Linked DNA regions of Homo sapiens: region 1 is linked to region 2. Evidence: chromatin contacts called from ENCODE Hi-C or POLR2A ChIA-PET data. All regions are on one chromosome and are shown on one strand. Each heading gives the region's core, a stretch centred on a gene start or an enhancer-like site at or near the end of the contact. The rest is flanking DNA. Distances are from core to core; before and after follow the strand shown.

Region 1 (2,716 bases), core at 173-2,672, 580 kb before region 2:
TTTATAAATTAAACTTTTTCATAGGTATGCGTATTAGTCCATTTTCACGCTGCTGATAAAGACATACCTGAGACTGTGTCATTTATAAAGAAAAGAGGTTTAATTGACTCACAGTTCCACGTGGCTGGGAAGGCCTCACAATCATGGCGAAGGCAAGGAGGAGCAAGTCACATCTTACGTGGTGTCAGGGAAGAGAGAAATGAGAACCAAACAAAAGGGGTTTCCCCTTATAAAACCGTCAGATCTTGTAAGACTTATTCACTACCATGATAACAGTATGGGGGAAACGGCTCCCATGATTCAATTATCTCCTACCAGGTCCCTCTCACAAGGTGGAAATTATGCGAGCTACAATTCAAGATGAGATTTGAGTGAGGACACAGCCAAACCGTATCAGCATGTACGTATAAGAAAAATCATGGCCAGGCGTGGTGGCTCACGCCTGTAATCCCAACACTTTGGGAGGCCGAGGTGGGCAGATCACGAGGTCAGGAGATCCAGACCATCCTGGCTAACAAGGTGAAACTCTGTCTCTACTAAAAACAAAAAATTAGCCTGGCGTGGTGGCAGGCGCCTGTAGTCCCAGCTACTTGGGAGGCTGAGGCCAGAGAATGGCGTGAACCCGGGAGGCGGAGCTTGCAGTGAGCCGAGATTGCGCCACTGCACTCCAGCCTGGGTGACGAGTGAGACTCCGTCTCAAAAAAAAAAAAAAAAAAAAAAAAGGAAAAATCATAGTATTTGTAGGATTCAGTACTATCCACAGTTTCAGGATTCCACTGGGGGATCTTGGGACAGGTTGCCCAAGAATAAAGGTGGCCTGCCGTACATCTAATGAGTACCAGTGAGACCTAGGCTAGGTCCCCTCTAAAGTGCTGCTTCTCTAGTCCCTAGCTTCAATATTCTGTACTGTGGTCCCTAACAGAATAATGATTGCTGGTATTTATTGGGTGCTCTGCTAAGCGCTGTTCTGAGTTTTACAAGTAGTAACTTGTCTAATCGTCACAATAATACTGTGAGGTTGCTGCTGTTATTCTCATTTTATGGACGAGAATGTCAAAGAATGGAGAAGTTGGGTAACCTGCCCCAGGTGAAGTAAGTTAGTAAACAGCAGTTCCTAGATTTGAGCGGGGCCCTCAGGGTTTTGAATGCAGACATGTAATTGCAACATGATTCGGCTGATCATGTAGCCAGGGTGTGGGGTTTATAAAATAGACGTGAATAAAAAAAAGGGGCAGGATGACAGTGAAGCTTGCTCATGGGTTTTGTGGAGGGCGTAGATTGGAACCAAAAAGCACGCCTCGGCTTGGTGCTCCCTGTCGCCCTCTGTTGACATGGGGAGAGAAGAGCGGGTCTGACTCGGAAATGACGCCATAATGCTGAGGAACCACTCCTGGCGTTGCGGAAGGTGGGGTGTGGGGCCGGAAGACCCTCCCCCCGCGTCTTCAGAGGAGCGCTGTTTCTGGAGGAGTTAGGGGAAGGAGGCTGCCTGGTAAGCCAGGAAAGGGGCTTCTGGCCGTTCTGTTGGAGCGCCTCTGACTGACTTCCCCCATGTGTCCGTGTGGCCACACCGTGCTACTTTCAGAGGCAGTGGGCTTTTCGCTAAGGGATAAAAAGAAGTAAAACCTTGCCTTTAGCGCAGCTCTCCTTCACTGGGCAGATTGCTCTCCCTCCCCACTCTCCCAGGCCCAAATTGGATCTCAGCGCCTGGGAGCTCCAACTTTAGCAAGTGCGAAATCCTGTCTTCGGTTTTGGAATTTTCATCCGCACAGACTATATCAGCCACGGATAGGATATGTGAGAATACCAGCATGTCAAGGCTGGGAATCATCCTTAGGCATCACCTAGCCAGTCCTGCCTCTCATTTTAAGGTAAGAATAGGCATTTAACATTGTAAGATGATGTAGTGGGTTCTGTTGGCATCACTTAGATGCCCAGGAAATGTGTATTCTTCCATCGATTTCTCGATTGTTCACTGTTTGGCTGCGTTAGTCCACGGAGAATTGTCCTGGCCAACAGGCACCCCTCTTCACTTGGGAAGGTTTATTTCCCTCTTCCATCCCTCCTCAGCCCCTCAGCTTATAGCCTGTAGCCATTGACTGGTTGGTAAGGGGGTACAAAATGTCAGCCCCCTTGCTCCTAGATGGAACCAACTCTGTGGTACGATTGAAGCTCCCTGTGAGATCTGGCTGAGGCTTCTGCTGAGACCACATTCGTGCTCAGCTTGCTTCCTCTGCCCTATCTGCTGGCTGCCCCATTCCCTTTTTCCCTGAGAGTAATAATCCCTCAAAGAATTTCTGAGACAAGAATCCCCGTCTCAGGCTCTGCTTTTAGGGAATCTGACTTAAGACGGAAAACTTGCTGAATAAATTAATGAAGACCCAGGATTTTTCTCTGGAGAATGAAAACTGACAGTACATTTGCTTCAGCTTTGGTCACCTGTACCTACATTAAGGAGGTGAATTTAGGCAAATAACATCATAGGCTTATAATTATGATTAACAAATTGAAGTGGACAAATACAGATATTTTTGGCATTATTTTATTACCAAGTCTAGATCAGTTGTTTAAAAAGCATAGTAGAATGACACTATTTAAAATAGTGTCAGTCTTCCATATACTGTCATTCTACCATGCTTTTAAAACAACTGATCTAGACTTGGGAATAAAATAGTTCTTTAGTTCTGAGGTCCTTTATTTGTTCTGTCTCAATTTGGAG
Region 2 (2,750 bases), core at 235-2,734:
CAATCCTAGTATGATTTTCTTTTACTTGTGTCTATTAACAGGGTTATGTCACACCTTGTCAACCTCAAAACAGATGATACTCATCACTTGTCTTCCATCTTGCTGTTCTATTATCTTCCTACAAAAATAGCTAATTTGTCAGATTTCAAAGCCTTGTTATTTACTGATGAGCTTACCAACTGGACCTTTTGTATCTTCAGTGTGTAATTCTGAAGATGCATTCTGATACACTAGTGAACTGGGGGTGACGGTGAAGGGGTGGTGGAACTAAGGGGGTGGGGCGGCGAACATAGGCAATATGCCATTTCCTCACCATCCCATGCTTGTCATGTGAGACAACAGAAAGGATAAAGAATACTCTATTTTTTATTCTGAAAAGATAATTATAGCAATGATACCTTCCATTCTGTTTATTTCTGGATATTTTGGCTTCAACAATTCTTTATATCATATTTTATTCTTGAAATTGGTATGACTTCTCTGTTTTACAGCCTGAGATAAATTCTCAGATATTTTTTTAACAGTAAATGGCAAAGCCAGATTTTTGAAGCCAAGTATTCAAGCTCCAAACACTTTCCATTATATTCATTACAGTTCTTGTTTTAGCTGGTATGTTCTTTCCTCTACAAGTACTGCCATTATTTATGCTTCTTAGCTAAACCTAGACTTTTCAGTAGCATGTATGAAAGTCAAATAATGTCAAATGGTAAGTTTCTACTTCATTTTATCTCATCAGGGTATTTGTTGCTCTATATACCAGCATAGTATATTTTCTACTCCCAACTGAAGCTTTTCATTTTTAGGACTGAACGTTAACAATAAGTCTACTAATTAGGTTAACTGCTTAGCTATGTTCCAGCCATGTTTTTAATGCTAGAGAATTTTTCCTTTGGGGGCTTAAGCAAAGATATCCTAATCATACAGATCTCACTACTGATGATAATATACTTAATGGTGCTTGTTTCTGCCTGTACCATTCCCTATAGGCTGAAGATGTAAAGGACATTAGCAACCACAGTATGTTTAGTTTTTAGTAGCAACAGTATTTTACTACGGCCTTGTGTACTTTGGGTAGGATGTGAGAAGGGGAGTAGTACATAATAATGCCCAATCTCTATTAGCAAGTAACTTACAATGTAGTAGAGAATTCTGAACTATTTCTTCAAATGTAGACCATAGATTCAGCTAACTTCATAATCACATCATTGGTAACAATGGGTTTAGATCAGAGTATGGTTTACTCATCACTGTTAGTAAGGTAACTTAATTGTCATGCTCACGCTAAGGAGTACGACACTAATAATACCACTCCGTATGTCAGCTAATAAGATAACGAAATAACAAACATGTTAAGACTAGCTAACACATGGGAGCAATAGCCAATGTAAATTTGTATAAAGTGAGAAGTATTCAATCTTCTACCTAACAATGAAGCCTAGACCTGCCATCAATATCCCAGCTGGCAGGCTGAGCAGTTTCATCAACATCACCAATGAGTCACCAGAACTGAACAAAGTGACCAACAATGAGGACTGGGAACAAAGCCAATTTGACCTAAAATGAAGTCATCATTTTTGCATAACTCTGCTGGGTTAGACATGTGCGAAGAACAGATGCCAAACTGCCATTATATATTAAGCTTACACAGGAGCAAACAAATGATAAAAGAAAAAAAAAATCCTCAAACAAACAAAAAAACCCAAAAAAACCAAAACAAAATGAAACTAACCCTGCCAGCGTTTCAATAATTCCCTGAGATGGGCTAAAGGAATGTGGGAGGTTGTGACATATATACCAATTACAAATGAGTGGTTCTTTCAGAGACTTGCAAGCTGATGTTAATTTATGACATAGAAACAGCTTGTGGTTTCAAACACACTGCAGTCACTTTTTTCACACGTTTACCTTAAGTGAGCTTTGACCCTATGGAAGAAAGTTGCTTTAGGGCATTACTGGATTTTCATTCATAACTCTATGTACAGATACACATATGAAAGCAGCAGCAAATTTACAGATGAGGAGCAATGATATTCATTATGTTAAAATCATACTTGGCCTCATGTGAAACACTCAATTTACAAGTAACATTTATGAATCCTGCCTTATTTTACTTTTTGTAGGCAAGATAGCTTAAGGTATATAAAAATTAACTCATTTGGCAATTATAACTCCATGAGTTGATGGCAGAATTACTAACAAACCAGTTCCTTTCTAGCAAAGTCTTAAGAAAAACATTCTAACTACTCTGAAATTCAGAAGAAACAGATATTGAGTATTGATATTTAGTTATTGAGTATAACTAAATATCTAAAGTAGTTAGTATCTAAGAATCTAAGAATAGATTCACTTGTAAGTCAGTTCTAACTTTAAAAAAGTATGTTTAAAACATACTTCAGACTGCAATGTAACAGGGATTATTACTAATGCCTATAATACAGCATTCATATTTAGGAGGAATGGGCATCTGTTATGCATGAGCAAGACTGGGAATAGGAGAAGACAAGATTCCTTCCCTCAAAAGAGCTTACTGGGTACAGACATAAACAACTGTAGAATGTGATAGCACCATCATGAAGACTGAAATAAATAATCACAAAAGTTCATACTCATAGCAGTAAAGCCCCAAAGGACTGAGAAGATGATTCAAGTATAGAAAGAACTTCCTGGATGTTCTCAGAAGCAGTGACCACATAAGACAAGAGGGAGCAGTTGAACTTTGCCCTGAACTTCCTGGCATGTTTGACTAGGAA

Evidence for each region. Hi-C counts contacts between places; a loop is a spot of excess contacts on that map. ChIA-PET counts read pairs that join two places held with the same protein, here RNA polymerase II (POLR2A). Pooled maps may share reads with other maps.
Region 1: a loop to region 2 is called in a pooled map, with 8 times the contacts of the local background. The contact joins the promoter of TTN-AS1 here to the enhancer-like site in region 2. A Hi-C loop is called at or near these places in 5 of 37 single-sample maps with no recorded cell type and 11 of 50 pooled maps. POLR2A ChIA-PET finds 5 or more read pairs at or near these places in 2 of 52 experiments (activated T-cell and common myeloid progenitor, CD34-positive).

The regions. Positions count from the first base shown.
Region 1 is chr2:178,521,769-178,524,484 of GRCh38, forward strand. TTN-AS1 (TTN antisense RNA 1) reads left to right here and starts at 1,423. Exons shown (of 7, transcript NR_038271.1): 1 at 1,423-1,868. RefSeq lists enhancers at 1,112-1,624, 1,301-1,450.
Region 2 is chr2:179,105,272-179,108,021 of GRCh38, forward strand. SESTD1 (SEC14 and spectrin domain containing 1) reads right to left here. Exons shown (of 18, transcript NM_178123.5): 18 at 1-2,750. Among named protein-coding and RNA genes, the nearest start is that of CCDC141, 57 kb to the left of the region's middle. RefSeq lists silencers at 1,257-1,457, 2,537-2,737. Within about 2 kb of position 1,485, at least 6 of the 41 ENCODE cell types and tissues checked have a DNase peak (open chromatin) inside an H3K27ac peak, as active enhancers do.